Linked DNA regions of Homo sapiens: region 2 is linked to region 1. The links are chromatin loops, found by intact Hi-C in ENCODE. Cell type or tissue: PC-3. All regions are shown on one strand. Links, peaks and the distances in the headings refer to the core of each region. The heading gives the core; the rest is flanking DNA.

The links. Peaks named below come from ENCODE experiments on the same cell type or tissue, not always from the same donor. Only the 100,000 strongest peaks of a DNase experiment are listed, where the experiment ranks them.
Region 2: a loop joins it to region 1, with 12 times the contacts of the local background. A loop is called at or near these places in 1 of 110 quality-filtered maps.

What each region holds. Positions count from the first base shown.
Region 1 is chrX:118,881,759-118,887,138 of GRCh38, forward strand. It overlaps LINC01285 (long intergenic non-protein coding RNA 1285), which reads left to right. Exons shown (of 7, transcript NR_110393.1): 7 at 20-257. Among named protein-coding and RNA genes, the nearest start is that of LINC01285, 45 kb to the left of the region's middle. In PC-3, for the core only: no CTCF peak of the experiment used is centred there; a DNase peak (open chromatin) is centred at 2,993; H3K4me3 peaks cover 2,649 bases; H3K27ac peaks cover 2,817 bases.
Region 2 is chrX:119,013,142-119,018,521 of GRCh38, forward strand. LONRF3 (LON peptidase N-terminal domain and ring finger 3) reads left to right here. Exons shown (of 11, transcript NM_001031855.3): 9 at 1-60; 10 at 1,066-1,215; 11 at 4,394-5,214. The coding sequence ends at 4,549. Among named protein-coding and RNA genes, the nearest start is that of LONRF3, 41 kb to the left of the region's middle. RefSeq lists a silencer at 2,360-2,419. In PC-3, for the core only: no CTCF peak of the experiment used is centred there; DNase peaks (open chromatin) are centred at 610 and 2,450; H3K27ac peaks cover 3,705 bases.

The DNA of each region.
Region 1 (5,380 bases), core at 92-5,091:
GTGTTATTTCTTCCACCAGGGCGCAGCAGTCTGGAAATAGAAACAATGGTGGTGGATCAATTCAATTGATCCAGATTTGGAAGTTGCGTGGCAAGTGAGAAGGATTTGGATGGTAATGGTGAGAAAGGATTTGAAATAATTTATCAAACCTGGTTCAGATCAATCCTGGTGCATAAGTGACTAACAAGGAGCTGGAGTGGATGGCATAGCATAGTGGCTAGAACCCTAAAACAAGGGATTTTACATGAAAGTGGAAAGGTAACTGTTTGGTTTTGCATTTACCCATTCCCTCTGTTGAGTTTTTTTTTTTTAATACTGAGTTATTCACTACTTTGTCTTCTTTTTTTTTGAGACAGAGTCTCATTCTGTTGCTCAGGCTAGAGTACAGTGGCAATCTCGGCTCACTGCAGTCTCTACCTCCTGGGTTCCAGTGATTCTTGTTCCTCAACCTTCTGAGTAGCTGGGATTACAGATGCCCACTACCATGCCCAGCTAATTTTTGTGTTTTTATTAGAGATGGGGTTTCACCATGTTGACCAGGCTGATCTCGAACTCCTGACCTCAAGTAACCCACCCACCTCAGCCTCCCAAAGTGCTGGGATTACAGGCGTAAGCCACTGCACCTGGCCTGCTTTGCCTTCTTAAACAGATGATTCAGAACATAATATAACCTTGTCTTGTGACTCAGGGTGGCCATTATGATCATCTGCTTTTGACCTGGACCTCTGAGGCATGTAGCAATATGTCTTTCCTTATGTCTTTTCCCTAAGTGTGTTCCGGATTTTTGTGCTTTTGAAGAAGTTCTGAGATCAACGTATTCTTGGTTCTTCTAATGTGTAGCTGTTTGACTAAGGACTGACTCCATGCATCTCCTATGAAGTGAAGTTCATGGGTTTTATGACAGCAATTTTACATGCTGCTTAGATGCTTTTTTCTCATCTAGGTTTTTAGTTATATTATGGCAGAGATTATAAGAAATCTGATCTCTAGAGAAGTGCTGGTACTTCTTTAATTTGGCATAGACTATTTTTGGCAAGCTAGTTTTCTAGCATTGAACACTTTAATGAATAAGTTCATAGTCACCCTATCCACATTCTTTTTAATGGTAGAAAACTGTCTGTCTAATACAGTAGCCATTAGCTACATGTAGATTTTTAAATTTAAATATACATTAATTAAGAGTAGGCTGGGCATGGTGGTTCATGCCTGTAATCCCAGCACTTCAGAAGGCCAAAGTGGGTGGATCATTTGAGGTCAGGAGTTCAAGACCAGCCTGGCCAACATGGTGAAACCCCGTTTCCACTAAAAATACAAAAATTAGCTGGGCGTGGTGGTACACACCTGTAATCCCAGCTACTCGGGAGGCTGAGGCAGGAGAATTCCTTGAACCCAGGAGGCAGAGGTTTGCAGTAGCCGAAATCCGCCACTGCACTTCAACCTGGGTGACAGAGCAAGACTCCATCTCAAAAAAAAAAAAAGAAAGAAAAAATTCCCTTATTGTACTAGCCACATTTCAAGTGCTTAGTAGTCACATGTGGCTACTGGCTACCCTATTGGAAAGTGCAGATGTAGAACACTTTCATCATCAAATAAAGTTCTATAGAGCAGCAATGGTTTAGACATTGAGCCAGTCTCTTCTCAGGCTTCTTGTTTCCAAACTAGAGTCTCATGGTTTAAGTGCATCCTTGTACAAGCAACCATGCTCATACTATTCTCCAACACTCTCTGATTTCCAACCCCTGATCATTGTCATTTGCTCTCTATTAGTATTAATTTCCTATGGCTACTATAACAAATCATCACAAGTTTAGTGGCTTAAAACAACATAAATTTATTATCACATATGACATAGTTTTGATATTTGTCCCCTTCAAATCTCATGTTGAAATGTGACCCCTAATGTTGGAGGTGGAGCCCACTGGGAGGTGTTTAGGTTATGGGGGTTGATCCCTCTTGAATAGCTTGGTGCTGTCCCCATGATAATGAATGAGTTCTCACTCTATTAGTTTACAGGAGATCTAGTTGTTTACAAGTACATAGCATGCCTCCCCTCTCTCTATCACTCCCCCCTCACCATGTGACATGCCTGCTCACCCTTTGCCATCTGCCATGATTAGAAGCTTCCTGAGGTTCTCACCAGAAGCAGATGCTGGCATCATGCTGCTTGCTGCTTATACAGCCTGCAGAACTGTGAGGCAAATCAACCTCTTTTATTTATAAATTACCCAGTCTCAGGTGTTCCTTTATAGCCACACAAAACCAACTAAGGCAATACAGTTTTGGAGATTGAAGTTCAAAATCAGCCATTTTCCAGCTTCTAGATGCTGCCTACATTCCTTAGTTCATAGCTCCTTCCTCCGTCTTCAAAGCCTGCAGCGTAGCATCTTCAAGTCTCTCTGTGACTCTCTGACCTCCGCCTCCATAGTCACGTGACCTTCTCTGACTCTGACCTTCCTGCCTCTTTTATGAAGAGTCCGTAATAAAGATTAGGTCGCCTTGGCTAATCCAGAGCAATCATCTCATTTCAAGAATATTAACTTAATCACACCTGCAAAGTCCCTTTCAGCATTTTACCATTATGTTATACCGGTATGTTGTGAGGACCACTATTCAGCCTGCCACAGACAGTTTTCTACAGTGGCATTTTGTTTTCCTGTGATGGACAGTGATCCAGTGGTCCTTATTTTCCAGGACCAGAGTATGCTGGTCCAGCACAGAGTATGCTGATATCCCAAGGTTTTATATAAAGGGAGGATAATGTTTTAAAATCTTATTTTCTGTGAGAAAACATTTTAAATGGTCCATTTTCAAGGTATGATAAATCTAAGTACTGGCAGCCAGCCTGCGGACGTGACAAACCGCACAGCTCATGCACCTAGAAAGTCGCAATAAGCAAACAGAATGTAGAGGAGGAGTCAGCCTATAAAAGGGAAGAAAAAGTTTACAGAGTTATTGGAAAATCGAAACTTAAGCAGGGAAGGGGACTGGGTTATAACCTTATAAGGGATAATGAAACTTAGGTGACGTCCAGAAAGATTGTAACCCCACAGTATTTGACCAATGAGGAACTGGGGGAGGGACTTGCGTGCTAGGAGATAAATTACCTGCTGTAGCTGCCCCAGCTGTGCCTGCCTACCAGACACCCATTCTTGCACGATCACCATTAAAATTCTCTCTTCCATTGTTCTTTTGTGTCTCTGAGTCCATTCTTTGGGTTTGGACAGATGAATGTGTTTCTCACAAACTTGGGGGCCCATCTGGGATCTCTGTGCCTGCGTGGAGTTGGACTCCAGCCAAGAGGGGAGAGGCGTCCCACCTGATTTAAGTGGCCTGCTCTGTCTGGGAATCCCGGCTCCCTGCAGAGGCCATAGACAAACCTGAGACTGTTATTCAGGAGGCAGTGGAGGTGACACAGGGAGAAAAGCAGGCACCGTGGCAACCAGGCAACCTCATGTACGAGCCAAGGTAGGAAAATTGGACTGTGAGTATTGTCTTGGTGGTTGGGCATTTTTGGAGGTCGAGTGTGTGTGACTGAGACGTATCCTAGGTATGAAGCAAGTGTGGAGACCCAATTTGCGGTTCTGTTCTCTCGCGAGGGGAACAGCCAGAGACGGATGAAATGATTCTCGGTGTGTGCAAGAAACCTCTAGTGGGGGGCTTGAGTACACAGGGAAAAACTCAGACACAGATTGACGAAAATGGGAAACAGAAATTCTAGGCCTAGGGGACAAAGGAAAGAGGGAGCCAAAGAGACTCCCTCTGACATTCCCCCGGATAGTCCTTTAAGGAGAATGCTGCAGGTTTGGAGGGACAACCCTTGAACCAGGGACAAGGAAAAGGAAAAGATGATAAAGTATTGCTGTTTTACCTGTCCCAAAGACCCCATTCGCAAGCCTTCAGTCTTTTGATTTAAGTTTGGCTCAGATGAGAACTGGGTGTGCCAAGCTTTAATTCTCTATGTGAATGATAAAACCCCATTCTAGGCCGGGCACGGTGGCTTACGCCTGTGGTCCCAGCACTTTGGGAGGCCGAGGTGGGTGGATCACGATGTCAGGAGATCGAGACCATCCTGGCTAACACAATGAAACCCCATCTCTACTAAAAATACAAAAAATTAGCCAGGTGTGGTGGTGGGCGCCTGTAGTCCCAGCTACTTGGGAGGCTGAGGCAGGAGAATGGCGTGAACCCGGGAGGCGGAGCTTGCAGTGAGCTGAGATCGCACCACTGCACTCCAGCCTGGGCGACAGAGCAAGACTCCACTAAAACAAAACAAAACAAAATAAAACAAAACAAAAAACAAAAACCATCCTCACAAGAAGAGATAGGTTATGCTCTCTGCTGGATCAAAGAATTAACCCCCACGTTCCCCATCAAAGAAGAAGAAAAAGAGCCTAGTAAAAAGCTCTTGCCCAGTGAAAAGCCCTGGGACCCCCTATCATGCTTGCCCCTCCATACAGCTCACAAAATAGGGGACAGGAAGATCAAGGGGGCAACAGGAGGGTTAGAGGAAGAAAGACCTGGAGACCATGGGGGAACCAAACCAATTGCTCCTTTAAGTCCTCATCCAAATTTAAGAAAAAGAACAGTGTAAGAGGGATATTAAGAACTTCCTTATCCTGTCCACACAGCAGGCATCTAGCATGCTCCCTCTTAGAGAAGTTCCCATGGGACAGGGAGAGACTGGCTTTGTAAATGCTCCTCTTACAAGTTCTGAAGTTAGGAATTTCAAGAAGGAAATGAAACCACGCCTAGAAGATCCCCTCGGTTTAGCAGACCAGCTGGACCAATTCCTAGGAACCAGCTTTTACACCTGGGCTGAAATGATGTCTATCATGAATATTCTGTTCACAGGAGAAGAAAGGGGAATGATTAGGAGAGCAGCCATGACCATCTGGGAGAGGCAACACCCTCCCAGGCAAGGAGTCTTGCCAACCAAACAAAAATTTCCAAATGTCGATCCTAAATGGGATAATAATGATCCCAGGGACTGGACCCAAATGCAGGACCTCAGGGAACTAATAATTAAAGGGATCAAAGAGTCCACTCCTAGGACACAAAATGTCTCAAAGGCATTCAAGATTCAACAAGAAAATGAGGAAACTCCCTCTGCATTCCTGCAGAGGTTCCTGAGAAAATACTCTAGATTAGATCTGGAGGACCCAGTAGGGCAAGGCCTTTTGAAGGTTAACTTTGTAACTAAGAGCTGGCCTGACATTACAAAAAAATTACAAAAGAGTAATGAATGGAATGAGAAACCAGTTGAAGAATTACTGAGGGAAGCTCAGAAGGTCTTTGTAAGGAGAGAGGAAGAGAAGCAGAAACAAAAAGCGAGAATCATGGTTTCCACTGTGGAAAAGGTAGTCAGAAGAAGGTTAGATCA
Region 2 (5,380 bases), core at 228-5,227, 130 kb after region 1:
CATCAGAGCCAGCGGGATGGCTACAACACAGCCGACATTGAATACATTGAAGACCAAAAGGTAAGGGTGGCCAGTGCCAAGAATCCCAAAGCCAGGCTATCCTTGTAACTTGATACACAAAGATAGTTGTGAAAGGATTTCTCAGAACCCTTGAGGGCCTTGGGATTTCACACCAAATTGCTGCAGCAACATTGAATGCTGCTGGATTGCTGTCCAGTTGCACTATGGCAGTGAGGGCGCCTACTGTCCTGGCTCTGCTTAGCTGCTGAGTTGCATTCATGCATAGGAAATGTTATCCTAGATCAACCCTGGGGCTCATTCAGCTTGGGAGTTAAGTCTCTGCCAAAGATTGCAAGGAATGGATCTGGGGTGGGTCTATACATATATATTTTATCTATCGATTTATGTATATTTTAAACTTTTTTCTTTTGAGACAATTATAGATCCACACATGCATTTGTATTTTAAAGTACGTAACCTGGCTAAGAGCCCTTCCCAATAATCCATCATCCCCTAAGGCAGAAAGATGACACATCTAGTTAATCCTTGGTTTTCTGAGGTAATGGGTGGAAGAAGAGGTAAATAATCCTATATTCATTTATATTTACATTTGTTACATAGTAGATTAATAAATATCTGATGACTGAGTAAATGTGTTTGACCAAGATAGTTACATGCTGAGACTGACATACTCCTGTGTCTTTTCCAGCAAGTAATGAGAAAACAGATGTAAAAATGAAAAGGGCAAAGGCATGGACCAGCATAACCTGGTTTAACCACATGCCTCCACTCAGGCCGGTTTGAATCTCTGGTTTTCTGCATGTTTTGCTGTTTCAGCTAATCTACCCAGCTGAACCTTTCTCCTTCCTCCATGGTCAGCAGTATCTACACACTGTCCAGCACTTGACTAAGGGGCATTTCACATCAAGCAAAGGAGAAAGCTGAATGGGTGAGCCTTCCCATAGGAAGGCAGGATGGATGCTCAAAGCGAATCAGGTGTCAAAAGTGACTCTGGGAATGATGGAGAGGGTACAGAATGTTTCACTTCCACTTTGATACTTTCAGGTTCAGGGAGAGGATTGTGCTGAGCTCATGGGATTACATAACTGTGTCTATCAGCAAGCATCATTGTGGTTTCATTCGCTCAAATTATCCCTAAAGAATCGGATACTCAATCACTTTGGTCCCATGCCGGAGAAAGACGCCGATCCTCAGGTATAGAAAAATGTCTATTTTTAAACGGGTTGTCCCACTAGAAGAGAGTGCCTAGTGTTTGTGATTAGATGGGTATGTGGCTGCCATTCAGCACATCGAATGCAGAGAGGAAGATGGATTTAATTTGGTGTTGTTTGGCTGCACAGTGAGCGTCATGAGTAAGACCAAAAAGATCCCAAGTTAGAATCGGGGTAACTAAAGTAAAGCAGTAGGAACTTGGATCCAAGGCAGGTTTTGAGAACTAAGTAAGATAAGAGAATGGGAACATAGATATCACCAACAGAAGAACCTTCCATGGGAGTCCAGATTCACACCATGGTAGTGTTAGGGTGACAAGTTACATGCAAAGGCCAGGACTTAAGAGAAGGGTATCCTGGGAGCTGAGACCAAAAGCTGCTGCTTTCAGGTAACTTCATAACCCTCTCCCTCATTGCTTTGGGAACTAGGGGATAGGGCCAGCTACCCTTATAAGATTACAACTGCAAGACCACAAAAACTTTTCGTGCCTCGGTCTATCTATGCTTCGCCCTGCAAGTCTAGACCCTTGCTATTGTCCTCACCAGGGCTGAACAGCTCTGTTCATCATTAAATACTGTTAGTTGAGTTATACTAGACAGTAGTTTGTTAGGTTCTACTGATCAGTGTTCTTCCTGGGGGATAGGCCTATTTGAAAGATCAAGCTGCAGATCAGAAGCTCCCTAGGAGAGTGGAGATGGTTAAGTTTCACTAAGCTTTGCTTGCCTGGAATAAATCAGGGAATACTGTCTTTCTAGGATAAGGCTGGAGATATCCTAACCACATATTTCCTCACGACCATCTCTTCCTATGCTCCAAGCTGGCTCTCCTACATTGATTCTTTACTTATGCTCATCCCCAACTCTGTCACAAAAGAAAAAATCTCAATATGCATATTCTGACCAAAAGTCTGGTCCTGCTTACCTCACTAGCAGTATGACCTTGGGAAGATTCCTTTCCCTTTCTCAACTTTTGTCCCATCTCTGACATGAGGAGGGTTCTAAAGCCCCCTCTTCCTCTTGCATTCTGAGGTTCTAAGACACCAGTCTGTTCCCTAAATGAAATGTCTTGCTTTCCTCAGACCACAAAGGTGGCTTCTTTCCCCCCCCATGCAAAGGCATCATGAGTTTTCAAGGGAGAAAGGCCAGTTAGTGCTTCCTGTGACCCAGCTCCTGGCTCTGGGCCACGATGAGTCAGGACTGCAGCATATACCTCTGAGCAAACTCACGATCAAGCTTAATGTTCCCCTTCACCTTCCGGGAAGCGTTCTCCCTTAGGCAAAAGATACAGATCAGCAATGGTAACGGGAAAACACAGATGCTACAGTGTGATTCATAAAGGCTAATGACAGAGAAAGTTGAAATCTTGGGTTTCACTTCCTTTTTTCTTAGTTCTGTTATTATGTTGCTTTGGCAGCAGCAGCACCAGCAAAAAAGAAAAACCCATACCCATCCCAGTTTGCTCCAGTCAATGCTGCATCCCCAGTGGTCCCACAAATAAGCATGTTCTGTCAGGAGGATGTTTCTTAGAAACTGCCACAAGTGTTAATACCAGCTTAAATATCTTTGTTGGTGATCCTTGGAAAGAAAGTTCAGAACATCAGTCTAATATTCAGAACTGATCATAGGAGGGAGAGCATATTGCCAGCTTCAGGGAGGGACAAAAAAGAATGCAAATGAAGTTAGAGGCACAAAGAAGCAAAGAAGGCAGTGAGATTTGGTGACGATCAGAGGAACCAATTTGGAGCCAAATAATTTCAGGTGTAGGCACTTTGACCAGAATGGTTCTCTATAGTCCTAAAACCAAACTTGTGAAAGTTGTGGGCAGAAAGCTCGTTTTAGGCTTAGAAGGAAATAAGTACCCAATGTCTAAAATATGTGCCAGGGAAGCTGCTTTGGGGAAGGATTTATGTGGAATGGGAAAGCTCTTTATTAAAAGGAAATCTAGGGGCAGAATATATTTCTTTCTTTCTTTCTTTCTTTTTTTTTTTTTTTTGAGACGGAGTCTTGCTCTGTCGCCCAGGCTGGAGTGCAGTGGCATATCTCAGCTCACTGCAAGCTCCGCCTCCCAGGTTCACGCCACTCTCCTGCCTCAGCCTCCGGAGTAGCTGGGACTACAGAAGCCCGCCACCGCGCCCGGCTAATTTTTTGTATTTTTAGTAGAGATGGGGTTTCGTCGTGTTAGCCAGGATGGTCTCGATCTCCTGACCTCGTGATCCACCCGCTGGCCTCCCAAAGTGCTGGGATTACAGGCGTGAGCCACTGTGCCCGGCCCTGGGGCAGAATATATTTCTAATGTGAATGTTTTCTAATTGGAATTTTTGCAAAGTGAGATTGTGATTCTTTGGGACTGTAAATCATAGCCTTTGGTTTCAGGGGAGAAGAGAGCTATGGCCCTGTATAGTGACATGGTATACATGGACTATTGCCTTCAGCCACATCAAGGAAATGAGGGGACTTAAAAGACATGCAAAGGTCAAGGGGTCATGGGAATCGAAGGCCTGAATGTTAAATGCATCAGTCCAAAGGACCTCAACAGAATATTAGAAGTGGAAGAGACTACATAGTAGATACCAGCTTGTAAAATCACATTGGCTAGGAGGCATGGTGTATCTGTTAGGATACTGGTTGGTTTGCTTTAACAAGAAACAAAAATGACTGGAGCTTAAACAAGATGGAGGGGCTAAGTCTTGGACAGTTAGGGCAGCTCTATTCCACAAGAGCATTCAGGCACCCAGGCTCCTTCATCACAAAACTCTACCATCCTTAAAATGTCTCCCTCATCCTCTTGATTGAGAAAGGCTGATCCTCACCACGTCCATGTTCTAGCTAGGGGAAAGGGAGAGAAAGAGGAAGGCAGAGGGCATATGCTTCTTTCCCAGAGCATGACCAAGAGGTTACACATATCACTTCCCTTTACATCTCATTAGCCAGAACTTTGTCTCATGGCCTCACCTAGCTGCAAGGGAAGCTGAGAAATGCAGTCTTTTTTCTGGGTGGCTATATGCCCTGCTAAAATAAGGGGGAAAATAGATATAGGGTCAATTAGCAATCTGCCACATGGAGTTGTTCTACCTGGGGTCTTTACCTTGAGCATTTGGAACTCTGCAGACTGATGTTCTTGGATGGGAATAGGATGACTCCATTGTGTTTCTCTGTTGCAGATGAACCCGAATGGCCCAGCCTGGTGCTGGTGGATGTTAGCAGTTCTTCCCTTGGAAAGCCGAGCTCAGCTCCCCTTCCTAGCAATGAGGTCCTTAAAGGACAGACTGAATGGTATTCGACGAGTCCTGGCCTTCATATCCCGAAACCAAAACTAGTGAGTGGATTGCCGAAGAGGAGCTCCCACCTTCCCCACTGCCGTCGGGGGGAGTCTTCTTGTAAATATATCTAATTGCAATAATATCTTAACAGAAGGGGGTGTCAAACAGAGGCATCAGCCTGCTGTTGATCACAGAGAGAAATTGAGTAGAAAGACCAAAAGAATGTGACCTATTTGAAACTTTCTGTCTTAAGATGCTTCTTGACATGCTGCATAACTACATAAACAGCAGAGGTGTTTAAGAGCCCAGAAAAACATAATTTGATTTTAACATTAAAATTTCCAAAAGTTTAAAGTGGTTTTGCTTTAATATTCTTTCTTTCATAGATCAATGACTGTGTGGTTGAAATGTGAAAACAAAGATACTAATAATGTTGCTGTATAATTTCACTGACTTGAGGTCTCATTCCAAATGGTTCAGGTTTTATAGAGCATTGTGTAAAATAATGTTCATACTTCTTTCTGTTTTAATAATTTATTTTTTGCACTACTGTATCCTTTTTTCTACATGTATGTTTGTAACTATTTAAGCGTACATTGCTGAAAAGTCCATTGCTTTATTTATTGATGTGGTTTACCATGTACCTAGGGGGAAATAACAATACTAGAAGTGTGCAGTTTTTGCTTTTATCTTTTTTTTACTACAATGACACTAGTTCTTAGACCATTTCCGTATCTATCCAAATGGATGCTTAAAAGAAGTTCAGAATGATGCTAAGATCATCTGTCTTCAGAGTCCACTTTTTTTTTTCAGTTTGAACTAAACAATATAAAATACTTAAGGGATTTGGCCTAGATTATGGTATATGCCAAGGTAAAGTAAAATAAT